3 separate regions of the Homo sapiens genome follow, and all the other regions are linked to region 2. The links are chromatin contacts, found by Hi-C or POLR2A ChIA-PET in ENCODE. All regions are on one chromosome and are shown on one strand. Each heading gives the region's core, a stretch centred on a gene start or an enhancer-like site at or near the end of the contact. The rest is flanking DNA. Distances are from core to core; before and after follow the strand shown.

Region 1 (3,860 bases), core at 711-3,210, 200 kb before region 2:
TTTATTTCCTGTTAAGTAGTTTCTTCCATGTCCTTTGAGCTTGGTATTTCTCATTAGCTTAGCAAGACAGCTGGGAGGGGATTTGTTTGTTATGTTTTGATGGCGGAAGTTACACGGGTACTATGCTGCTTTTATAAAGGACTTGCGTCGTAAAGTCTTTTTTCCTCACCCTAGTGACTTCTTTTCTTACAAGAATCTTGGAATAAAATCAAAAATGCTTAGTATGATTTAAAGAGACTTTGTGTAGTGTATTTCATGTCTTCCTCTTCTACTTTATGTTAGTCTATTTTCTTCCTACCCTCTATATTCAATAAGCACTGGCTTTTCTGTCTCTAGAATCTGCCTCAGTGTCTTTACACTGCCTGCCCATCGATCAACCAACTGCCACTCAGCCTTCAAATTCTAGAGTAGTGTTACTTTAGGGAAGCTTTTTCTCTCTACCCTTCTTTACATTTTTCCTCCATAGTAATAGATGTTGTAATTACATATCTGTAACTGTTTAGTGCTTACCTCTTCTGTAGTCATGAGAGCAGGGATGATGCCTATTTTGTTCAACAGGATAACCTAAAAGCTTAGTGCTTGCCAGGTAGAATGCACATAGTAAAGATTTGTTGAACAGAGGAATAAAGGAATGAATGATAGATGTGGCTTCTCACGCTCTTAGAGTAACATTGATTGTTTAAAATAGGGTGTTTATTTCAAAAACTCTCTCCTGTGCAGGGATTTTGGTAGCGTGTGGTGTAACCCAATTGCCTCTCTCATTTTGTAAGTCTTTTGGATAGTAAGTGTACGAATCCATCTTAATGTTTAGTACTGTGTTTCTTGACAGACGAATTTAATTTTCAGTGGGCAATTGTAACTAAGCTTTAAAGCATTAAAGAGTTGTTAGTATTTACTTGCATTTATGTCGAATTTTGTTTCCTTTTTTGTTCTCTAAATTTGACTTTTTTTTTCCTTTTCTCAGGTACTCTCTGCCCTTGACATACTCCAACCTCCACACATTGACTATTTTGAAGAAATGTATCCTAACCAGGGAATGTGAAAGAAGGGGACAATTTTTAAAATTAATTTGTTCTTCTAGCACCTTTTGGGGTTCATGCCTTCAAGTATTTTAAATCTCATCCTTGCAGAAGTGATTGAGTACCTGGAACCAGGTAATTTTGAAATCCTGTGTGTCTGGCAGAGCTCAGTATTATCAACATATCCTGTGTGGTGATGCCACAGAACAGAACATCTGAACAGATATTTAATCCCCACACAGCCTTATGAGATAGATTATTACCATCCCCATTTTGCAGATGAAACCAGTGAGGCAGCTGTGTTGTAGTAGAACCCAGGAAAGTGCTTTTACCACTATACAACAGCTGCCTGTCGGTTAAGAGAGTAATACTGCCCTTTATTATAACACTTGGGGTAAGATAGAAATTGTAGAATTAATGTAAGTTAAGTTGTCTTATGTTCCTTAGAATGATGGTGGTGGTAGTGGTGATATTGACATAATAGCCATTACTTATATAGTTTTTATCAGATGCCGGGCACAATTCTAAGCTCTTTACACATGTTTATTTAATCCTACAAACATTCTCTGGGGAAGGTATTGTGATTATTCCCATGTTACAGAAGAGGAAATTGAGGCACAAAAGGTAAGAAAATTGACCAAGATCACAGAGCTAGTAAGTGTGGGGATGGAGATTTGGTTCCAGGTATTCTGACTATGTAGTCTTGCTTTCAGCCCTTACCTATGTGATTCTCAGGCTAGAGCCCTTAACGTTCTCCTGTTACTACTGTTGATGTTTAAAAATAGTATGTTAGACATTGTGAATAATAATGAACTATAAAATAATGTTAAAATAATGCCTGGTGATAGCTCCATGGTAATAATAAAATAATGCATGGTAGTAGCTCCTGGGACTGTGCATGAAAAAAATTGAGACATAAGTTAACCTCCCTGACATTCCTGGGCAAAGTGTCACCAGTTTCCATTCCACATTTAACTTGGTAAAGCTTTAAATAAAAGACAGGAAATCCTAAGTCATTGATTTTGGTAAGCTCATGATAGTGCAGTTTATTCAAACTCTAGGCTTTTTTATTAATACTTTAGGCCTATGACTCAGAATGGAAACCAATGTAATAGTGAGATACTTTTTCTGATTCACCAGTGAGGTAATGAAAATCTCATTCTTACACAGGGGGTTGGTAATTCCATATGAGATTGTTATCTTTGATAACTTCCTAGAAAATAGGAACAATTAAGAGCTTCCCAAGAGAACTAAGCTGGGTAAGGATTTGGGAAACCTTATATGGTAATAGAATTGTCACTGATCAACACTGCTGGGATGTTTTGATCTTTTAAACCAAAAGCTCTTGAATGCTAGTCAGCCCTCCATAGATGTGAAACTGCATCCATGGATGAAAAATATTTGAAAAAAAAATAAAAATAAAAAAATAAAAAGTATAGTGGGCACAGTGGCTCACACCTGTAATCCCAGCACTTTGGGAGGCTCAGGCAGGGTGGGCAGATCACTTGAGCCCAGGAGTTGAAGACCAGCCTGGGCAACATAGCAAGGCCTCGTCTCTACCAAAAATACAAAAAAAATTAGCTGGGTGTAGTGGCACATGCCTGTAGTCCCAGCCACTCAAGAGGCTGAGGCAGAAGGATCAGCTGAGCCCGGGAGGTCGAGGCTGTAGTGAGCTGTGATCACACCACTGCACTATAGCCTGGGCGACAGAGTGAGACCTCGCCCTCCCGCCAAAAAAAAGTGATACAAATTAAAAAGCAATATAATGACTACTTACATAGTATTTATATTTTATTAGGCATTATAAGTAATTTAGAAATGATTTAAAACATACAGAGGATTGGATACAGGCTATATGCAAATACCACACCATTTTATATAAGGGACTTGAGCATCCATAGATTTTGGTATCCTCCAAGGGTCCTGGAACCAATCCCCCTTGGATACTGAGGGGAAACTGTAATCTTTGGTGATATTTTAATCCACAGATCCTTTATGGAGTTAATCCTTTTGTGCAGTGAAGGGTTATTGGACTTGGGGTGCCCCAGCTCTGCACATTCCAAAGAAAAGACTGTCCCTTGACTGGTTCCTGGCTGACAAGAATGTCTTTGTATAGCTGAAACCTTGAACCTGGCCAGATGGTTCTGACAAACTCTTATTTTAAAAGTACAAAATTAACCTAAGGGTAGAAGGATTGAGAAAGTTCTTTTCTCCTCAACTGTAGGTCAGTAGTAGCAACTGAGGAGAAAGCATTAATGATTCCATTTCATAGACTTCCTGAAGATTACCTGGGTCTTCATTGAAGAAAAGGAGAGAGCTGGTGGGAATGGATCACCACTTGTTTCATTCAGCAGAAGTACCTTCTTATACCTGGCCAGGAGCTACCCCTCTTTATTCTTTTTAGTTGGTGGGAAAGAAATCCATATAGTAGCATTCCTATCAGTGTGTAGTACTGTTTCTGTCTCTTTGGAAATGAAGTTGCTGAAACCAAACCTTAAAATTAGAAGAAATTTCCTTTATTAAATATGAATTTTGCTATATTTTAGCATGTGTTGGGGGTTCCCAAGACCACCCTCAGGCTCAGTGATTCGCTAGAAGAACTCACAGGACCCAGAAAAGCTGTTATTCCCTTGGTGTTCAAGGTTTTTATTGTGGGTCAGTCACATAGGCATGGAGCACCCATGTGAGTGACCTTAGCTGCCGAGTCTCCAGCCCTCCTTTTTCCCTTCCCCTCCAGAGGTCAAACTAATATGGCGTAGCCCAAGGCCCCAGACAAAGACAGGTATTCACCGTATATCATATTGTTAGCATAAACTATCTGGCATGCCCAAAGCCCCAGGT
Region 2 (3,715 bases), core at 1,071-3,570:
TGCTACTTACATCTAGCAATTGGCTGCTATGCCAATTCTAAAACCCAGGTGCTCCAAAGTCTACCATCACCTGGACTTGCACCAGCCCCTTCCCTCTGCCCCCACTGCCCCCAGCCTCAGCTGTTTCCCTTCTGGCTTCCTTAGAGAAGTCCTGTTCTGAATGGGGTGATTCTGGGGTTGGCTGTCCAGGGCAGGTGTGCCAAGGAGGAGCAATGGCTGGAAAATAATCAAGTCTCACTGTTTCCAGAACTTCTGGTTTTTAAGATGACCAGAAATCCAGTACCTCAATGTTGGTATGTAATCCAAAAATTTTAAGTAAGGGGGAAAACCCACATCCAACACTGCATGGGCCAACTAATACATGTCTATGAGCTGTCTGTAGACGACTCTGGCCTTTGGCCTCACTGGAATCCACTGATGTAAGTGAGCTAGCATCATCCTTTTGAAGCATTTTGTTCATCTGTAGCTTCCTTAAAATAGGGCTTTTTAAAAAGATCTGGCCAGTGCAGTAGCTCATGCCTGTAATCCCAGCACTTTGGGAGACTGAGGTGGGAGGATCACTTGGGCACAGGAGTCTGAAACCAGCCTGGGCAATGTGGCAAAATACCGTCTCTACAAAAGATTTCTAAGATAGCCAGACCTGGTGACAGGTGCCTGTAGTCCCAGCTACTTGGGAGGGTAAGCTGGGAGGATCGCTTAAGCCCAGGAGGTGGAGGCTGCAGTGAGCCGTGTTCACACCACTGCACTCCAGCCTGGGCAACAGAGTGAGACCCTGTCTCAAAAAAAAAACCAAAAAATCTGTCTTTCGCAGCTACAGGTCATTAATCTGACCAGCTGCTCCAGAAAGATTGAAGTAACATGAGGGAGCAAATATCTGCTTCAACTTCCACCCCCTTCCCTGAGAGCATGCATTTATTCAGAAACATCCACTCAGTCCCTGCTCTGGGGACAGACTAGTGAAAACAATGCCTCTGGACAGATGGTAAAGAAATAATCACAAATCGTGATATTACTATAAGGAAAAGTACATGGTGCTGTGTGAAGTGCTGCAGGAGGACACAGTTCATGGGGGGCGGACTTGGAGGGGAGGGCCAACAGAGGCCTTCTGAAAAAAATGACACTTAAACAGACCTAAAGACTGTCCAAAAGTATGTCAAGTGAAAGGGGAAGCAAGGCATTGCAGGCAGAAGGAAACACGTATGTGAAGATCCTGAGGCAACAGGAAATTTGATGCATTCCGAGAACAGAGACTGAGCAAGAGAAGGGAACAGAATGAGGCTAGACAGGGAGACAACAGCTGGATCACCGAAGGCTCTGAAAGACGCAGTCATGAGCTTGGATTTTATCAGAAGGGTAATGGGACAGCCAGCGGGTTCTCAGCAGACCAACAAAATCAGACTTAGAAAGATCACTCTTGCTCAGCCTGAGAGAACCGATTGGAGGGAACAAGAGAGGGCAAAGCCCCAAGTACCTTCTTGTTCATCACTCTAACCCTAGCACCTAGCATGGTGCCCACACATAACTGGCACTCAGTAAATGTTTGTGGAATGAATGACCGTGGAAACAGGAGACTATTGCAGTAACCAAGGCTGGCAGCCGAACACAAGTGTTCCGAGTTGAGATGTTTTGTAAGTCGAGGTGATGGGGCTTAGCAATGGACTGACTGAATGTGGGGGTTTGGGGATAAGAGAAAAACAAGTCAGGCATGACTCCCATGAATCTGGCTTGGCCCACCTATCTGATTGGAAGGGCTGGCTTAAAGAGATAGGTAAGATGGAAGAAGAGGTGCAGGGAAAGAGTTCACAGATTATCTACCAACTCCCATCACACGCGTGTCTGAGCATCTGAGCAACACCTGGCCCAAGAGCTGGGACTAAGCTCCCTGAGCATGAGGCGGTGGCATACTTTCTGCGCCCCGGCTCTCCCAGATGCATGCGAGGCACTGCGAGCCGACTCTTTACTATGTAAACTCCCCGAACTTATCCGAGCCGCAGTTTCCTCGTAAGATCGTGGCAAGCATCAACGCATCAAACTCCAGGCCTAAGCTGGGTGTGAAAGCGCCCCCCTGAGAGTGGGGCGGAATTCCCACGTCTCTCCCCGCCCGGTACTGCCTTTCCTCAGGACGCGGGCCTGTCAGGCTCCTCTCGCCCCTGGTCCGCCCGCGTCCCCCGACCCGAGGTCAGCCTACCTGCCGGCCCCGCGGCGGCAGCGCGCTGCAGCCCAGGCTGATGTAGACAGGCAGCTTCTCCTGGGTCAGCGACAGCCGGTACCCAGCCAGCCTGCCACGGCCGCTGCCACGGATACAGAGCCTGTTTACCTATGACGTCACTACCTTCCTGACTCCGGAAGCACTTACAGCCCCCATTCCACAGAGCCTGCTGGGAAACAGAGGCCCGAGGGGAGGCCCGGCCTACAAGACCCAGAAGCCTTAGCGCCGGCAAGGCGGCCAGAAGTAGCTCTGCTCTCTCCGCGAAGACCCTCGGGGGATTCCGCCTCCACCCTTTCCCGGATAGAGCGCTATGCATGCAGGGACTTGTAGTCTCAGGCTCCCCAGCCGGCTGGGCTGGGCAGCACTCCGGGCGGAGTCGACGAGCGCAGGATGTGAGCTCACAGCTTGGGACTGCTGAGGGGCAGGCGGCTGCAGGCTAGGGGCGGCTCGGAGTCCGCTGGCCACCCAGCTGAGAGGAGAGGCGCCCCCGGGGACGGTGAGAGCCGGGCCCGCCGATGCCCTCGGGGAAGGGATGGACGGCCCCTGCTGGAGTAGAGCGAGCCCGGCCGGGTCCTGGGGGAAAAGGCGCGGGCGGCGTAGGGGAGATGGAGAGCTCCGATCTCCCACGGAGGGTGGGCGTGAGAACCGGTGTGGGTTTCTCGGTAGTGAGGAGTGGTCCGGGCTAGAGAAGAGCCCACACCGGCCACATTTCCCAGGACTTTTTGGGTGACGCTTAACCTTTACACCTAGGGTTTCTGCTAGATCCGCCACTCTAGCCCTCAGCTTTCCTCCCGCCGTCCTCCGTGTCTGACGGATTTCTGGGTCCTTCTTCCTTTTAGACCCCTCCTCTTTCCACCTCCGCGGCTGTTTGCCCTTTGTTGTGCTTGGGTTCCCATTAGCTTCGTTGCGTGAGCCACGGATCCGCCCTTAGCCCCGGGCATCCCCAAATATCCACACACAAAGTGCGGAAGGAAGAGCACTGTGGCTATCAGTGGAAACTTCATTCTCACTGGAATTACTTTCTGGGGCGTCACCTGCCACAGAATTCCTGGAACCCATTGGTCTGGGCGGAATGTGATTGACGTCATCCAGGGGCTCAAAGCAATTGCTTTGTAGGAAAGGAAGAGATTAGCTCTGGATCCGCCGACCTCTCTTGGCAGGCCTATCCTTTGAGCTCCTTTGCATTGGCAGAACATGTATGTGTGCTTTCTCTGATCCTGGGAAAACTAGGACTAGACACAAAATACACAGGGAACTTGCTAATACCTGTTAGAGAGGTGGATTTATTCCTTTGAGGTGGGCGGGAAAAGGGAAGGTGATCTCATACCATTCTAGTGTTTCTTAGTCATTGGCAACCTCCTGGTGAGGGCTCACCTCCCATACCCAACCCCTGTGGCAAATGAAAGAGTCTCCCAGACAAGCCGCCAAAGGAATTCACTGCTTCACACAGCACCCACGCTGGCTGTCCACTTCCTTGGACATTCTTCCCAGGGACTTACCTAAATC
Region 3 (4,085 bases), core at 1,504-4,003, 220 kb after region 2:
TGCTGTCAGCCTGCACAGCATCACATCCTCCCCTGGTGGCCCACAGAGGCCTGGAAATCACCCTCCAGGCCCCTGGGCCACCTCCTATTCCTCTGGGGCAGGAACAGGAAGTGAATATAAAGTCATTTTCTCTTCCCCAGGTCTGCTTCTTCCCCAAGCCTGACGCTGTCCCCTCCAGGAAGCCCTCCTGGCAGCCATCTGGTACCCTGGGGCCCAGCATGGACTTTATACAGCTTGGGGAAGAGGCAGGGCCCTGAGTCTACTACAGCCCACATGTGGGGTGGGGAGAGAATGGAAGTGGGCAACCCCTATCTCACCCCATTCACCCTATTTTCACAGAAAGTAAGCACCAGTATAAAGACATAGAAAGAAGGTACAGAGCATAGGGAACGGAGGTGGCAGAGTGGGGAGCAGGATCCCAGTGCCCAACTCCCAGATCCCTGTAAGGCCTTCTCTTCTCCCATTCTCCAACTTTTGGAGCCTCTCTCATTTGGGAACAACTTCCTGCAGTCTAACCTCAGTCTCTTCTACTGCAAACTCAATCTATCAACCTCTCTGTCCTTAGAAGAAGTGAGGAACACGGATATCTATGGCTCAGAACACCACGGCCACTCCTTCTCTTCTAGAAAGGATGAGGCCTGGGACCCAGGGTCAGGTCAGAATAAGGGGCAGAGTGGCCAAGGGCTCAGAACACAACTGCTCTATTCCTCTCAGCCACAAATAGCTTCCTAAGCTGGATTCAGGGCCCAGTAATCTGGGAACAGCAAACCTCAGACCTGCATGATTAGGGTCAGAAGAGACCAGGCAAGGGGTGCCAGGGTGGAAATCCCTGGAACTCTGTTCTCAATTCCTGCACAGGAAGGGGTTCTCATGAAGCCCTTTCCTCTACTTACCCTTCACAGATGCCCCATCTCTAAGGGCTATGAATTTCCTCCAAATTAGGAGACAAATGGTGGTACATGAGCTGGAAGCTCCCTCTAGTTGCAAAATAAACCCCCAAAGTTACTCAGGACTCAGTCAGTCTGAGAAAGTTCTGCCCCAGAGCTAAGCTGAATCCTAAATGCTGCTATTGCAAATTGTAGCCCAACTGGCTTCAACATCAGCCTGGTCCAGCCTCCCTCTCTCCATTGATGCCTGCTTGGGCAAGGGAGCTCAGTACTCTGGGGGCCCAGCTAAGAATGGCTGCTGCCTAGCTCAGTAAGGAGAGAGGAATTGGCCCCCAGGGACCCAGGAGCACAGGCTCAAGGCTGTCTCCCCTCCACAGCTCTGTCTGGGAGTCCGGTGTTCTGCTGCTTTGGAAGCTCTAGGGCTCAGGTCCACTCCAATACATGCCCCCCATACCCACAGAGAGGCCCCCCCCAACAGTTATTCTCACAAAGGGGGCCAGGGCAGGTTGCTGGTGAATGTGGCCAAGGTGGAGAGCCACTGTCTCTCCATGCACCTTTCATCCTTTGAGGCTCATCCAAAGCCTCTGCTATGAGGTTTCCTAGCCCTCGTTCCCTGCCTATGATGACCCCCTCCCCTGCCCTGAAAGCCAAGTTGTTTGACTCCAGGCAGCAGCTATGAGCAGCCCTGTAGGGCCCAAAAATACTACTGATCAAAGAGCCCAATGTACACAGCATGCATAGATGCCAGGCACTGTACAGAATCAGAGGACTTATCTTCACAATAATCTTACGAGAAAGGTATCATTATCCCCATTTTACAGATGAAAAGACATGCTCAGAGAGGTGAGGTTACTTGCCCAAGGTCACACAGACAATTATATGGCAGAGTTGGAACTCCAACCCAGGCAGTCCAGCTCAGAAACTCTTAACCACAGTGGAGACCAAGCCTCCCTTGATGACAGAGCCCCCAGAAGAGGACAGGTGCTAGTCCAGGCTTGGAGGGACATTATGCCACTCCCCATGAGAGGAACCACAGCCAACACACTAAAGCTGCCTGCTCAGTTTCTTTCCCGGGGAAGAAAATGGCCCAAGTCTTCCTGGAGGATCAGGGTGAGGGTATTAATGGTTGGGGAGACATGAAGAGTCTGAATGCCTCCCAAGTAACTCAGCCTCCACCTAGCCTCCAGCGTGGGGGCTGAGGACAGGCTGCACTCAGCCCCTCTCTTCATTAGTGCAGGGACGGGCCTCAAAGCGCTCTGGAGACTCCACAGCTACAGGGCTATGGTTGCAGCTGCTGCCGCACGTACCTCCACGCTGGGAAAAGGGGACGGGCCCCTGGAAAAGGAAGGAATAAATCTCGAAAGGGAGAAGAAGGAGGCACAGAGAGAGATCAAGGGAAGGGGGTACACAGAGATCTCAGACCTGGCGGCAGAAGGGAGAGCAGGGGACACAGGAGAGGGGACTCGGTGGGGGAGGGGAGGCGGGAAAGGGGGCGGGGGCCAGGGCTTGGCGCGCCGGGAGGGCCCCTCGCACCCTCTCCCCTTCCCACCCGCGGGCGGCGCTCCCTCGCGGGTGCTCACCACCGGTGATCCGCTGCAGCCCCAGCACGTCCTCCGGCCCGATCGGCTGCTTCCTCTGCAGCGGCCCCGGCCTGGGCCCTGGGCCTGCGTCCGGCTCCGACTCGGACCCAGATTCGGATTCCGCAGGCGGCTGTGGTATGGGGGCCACGCTCTGGCCCGAGGGCCCCGGAGCGGACTCCGTCGCCGTCCCGGCCCCACCGCCGCCCTTCTTCACCTTCATGGCCTTGCGGGGCCGAGGCTCGCCTGCTGCTGCCGCCGCTGCCTGCGCCGGCTGGAGCCGGGGGAAGTGGGAGCATCCGCAGCCCCGCCCCCGGCCGGGGCCCCAGGTACTGCCCCGCCCCGGCCCCGCCCCTGGGGTGGGCCCTGCGCTGATCCCGCCCGCCGCCCGGCCCAACCCTCCCGAAATGCGACGGGCGCGGGGGATGGGAGTCGGGGTATCCTGCCCTGGGCTTCATTCTGTTTTTCTAACACTTTCTTGTACTGGTACTAGTGGGGTCCTGACTACCTCTCCGCTTACTCATTGTGTTCCAGCCTTTCTGCCCGTGAGTTCCAGGCTCAGGGTCTCTGCTTGGATGGTCTTCCCCAGATGGCCTCTTTTCTCCTAGTCACAGCTCAAATGTCATCTGCTCAAAGGGCCTCCCTCACACCCAGTCTGAAGTCCTTCCCCCTCAGTCACCATCTGACCAGCCTGTTTTTGTCTTTCTAATGCATTATGTGAAATTATTTTTATTTGTCCGCTGACTCTTCCCCCTGAAAGCTCAGCTCTGTGAAAGCACTGGTCCTGCCTACTTTGTTCTCTGTAGGACCCCTGTACCTAGCAGAAGGCTCCCTGCAGCTGGTGCTCAAGACTTTTTTTTTTTTTTTTTTTTTTTTTTTGACCTGATGAATTAGTATCTCAGGTAAAAAGCAGATGCTAACAGCCTTGGGCAATCCAGCTAGGAAGGGCACATGGCCACGTGGAAGCAAAGTGGACCTGTGGGCACAGGAGGACAAACACCAGGAAACTGTTACTTACGCGTGAATGCAGAAAGAGTAGAGCTCAGACTTTGTATCATTCCAATTCATATTCAGCCAGTGTTTATTAAGAGCCTACTACACGCCAGACACTTTACATGCTGATCACATTTACTCCTCACAACCATCTTGTAAGGGAGACATCATCAGTGCCATTTGAACAAATGAAAAACTGAGGCTCAGAGAGATTCAATACCTTATCCAAAGCTCTCCAGACAATAAGTGCAAAAACAAGGATTTGAATTCAGGACTGTTTGATTCCAAATCTGGAACTTTCTGGAACCTCTGACACACACACACACACACACACACACACACACACACAGCACCATGTCCTGAGCTGCTGCCTCCTGGACTCCCGCCAGACTGCACCTGACAGACAAAGCCAACTAGGAGGGAGGGGAGTGAGGGAGAAGGTCCCACAGGTGACCAATGCCTGGCCCCTTCATGACAGCAGGGGCTAGGGCTGTCCCACAGGGACTAGAGAGAGGTGTGGAAGGCAGGGACTTTCCCATAATGCTCCCTCCTCTCAGTGCACAAGTGTGCTATGTTGAGAAATGGGGCAAAAGAACAAACAGTCCTTGCCACAGAGGGAGACAGGCAG

Evidence for each region. A loop is a pair of places that touch in the nucleus more often than their neighbours do. ChIA-PET counts read pairs that join two places held with the same protein, here RNA polymerase II (POLR2A). Pooled maps may share reads with other maps.
Region 1: a pooled map shows a loop between it and region 2 (2.3-fold over the local background). The contact joins the enhancer-like site here to the promoter of IFT20 in region 2. A Hi-C loop is called at or near these places in 1 of 50 pooled maps. POLR2A ChIA-PET finds 5 or more read pairs at or near these places in 4 of 52 experiments (A673, BJ, Caco-2 and 1 more).
Region 3: a loop to region 2 is called in a pooled map, with 7 times the contacts of the local background. The contact joins the promoter of UNC119 here to the promoter of IFT20 in region 2. A Hi-C loop is called at or near these places in 3 of 168 maps with a recorded cell type or tissue (MCF 10A, mammary epithelial cell and naive thymus-derived CD4-positive, alpha-beta T cell), 15 of 37 single-sample maps with no recorded cell type and 13 of 50 pooled maps. POLR2A ChIA-PET finds 5 or more read pairs at or near these places in 9 of 52 experiments (A549, Caco-2, GM12878 and 5 more).

What each region holds. Positions count from the first base shown.
Region 1 is chr17:28,131,656-28,135,515 of GRCh38, forward strand. NLK (nemo like kinase) reads left to right here. Exons shown (of 11, transcript NM_016231.5): 3 at 965-1,020. Among named protein-coding and RNA genes, the nearest start is that of NLK, 91 kb to the left of the region's middle. Within about 2 kb of position 1,961, at least 2 of the 41 ENCODE cell types and tissues checked have a DNase peak (open chromatin) inside an H3K27ac peak, as active enhancers do; they include endothelial cell of umbilical vein, where a contact is called at or near this core.
Region 2 is chr17:28,333,152-28,336,866 of GRCh38, forward strand. IFT20 (intraflagellar transport 20) reads right to left here and starts at 2,321. Exons shown (of 5, transcript NM_001267776.2): 1 at 2,189-2,321. It overlaps TNFAIP1 (TNF alpha induced protein 1), which reads left to right and starts at 2,610. Exons shown (of 7, transcript NM_021137.5): 1 at 2,610-2,705. RefSeq lists silencers at 2,018-2,209, 2,703-2,752 and an enhancer at 2,133-2,662.
Region 3 is chr17:28,549,871-28,553,955 of GRCh38, forward strand. UNC119 (unc-119 lipid binding chaperone) reads right to left here and starts at 2,754. Exons shown (of 5, transcript NM_005148.4): 1 at 2,468-2,754. The coding sequence starts at 2,687. PIGS (phosphatidylinositol glycan anchor biosynthesis class S) reads right to left here. Exons shown (of 12, transcript NM_033198.4): 12 at 3,517-4,085. RefSeq lists silencers at 271-320, 2,371-2,420, 2,481-2,930.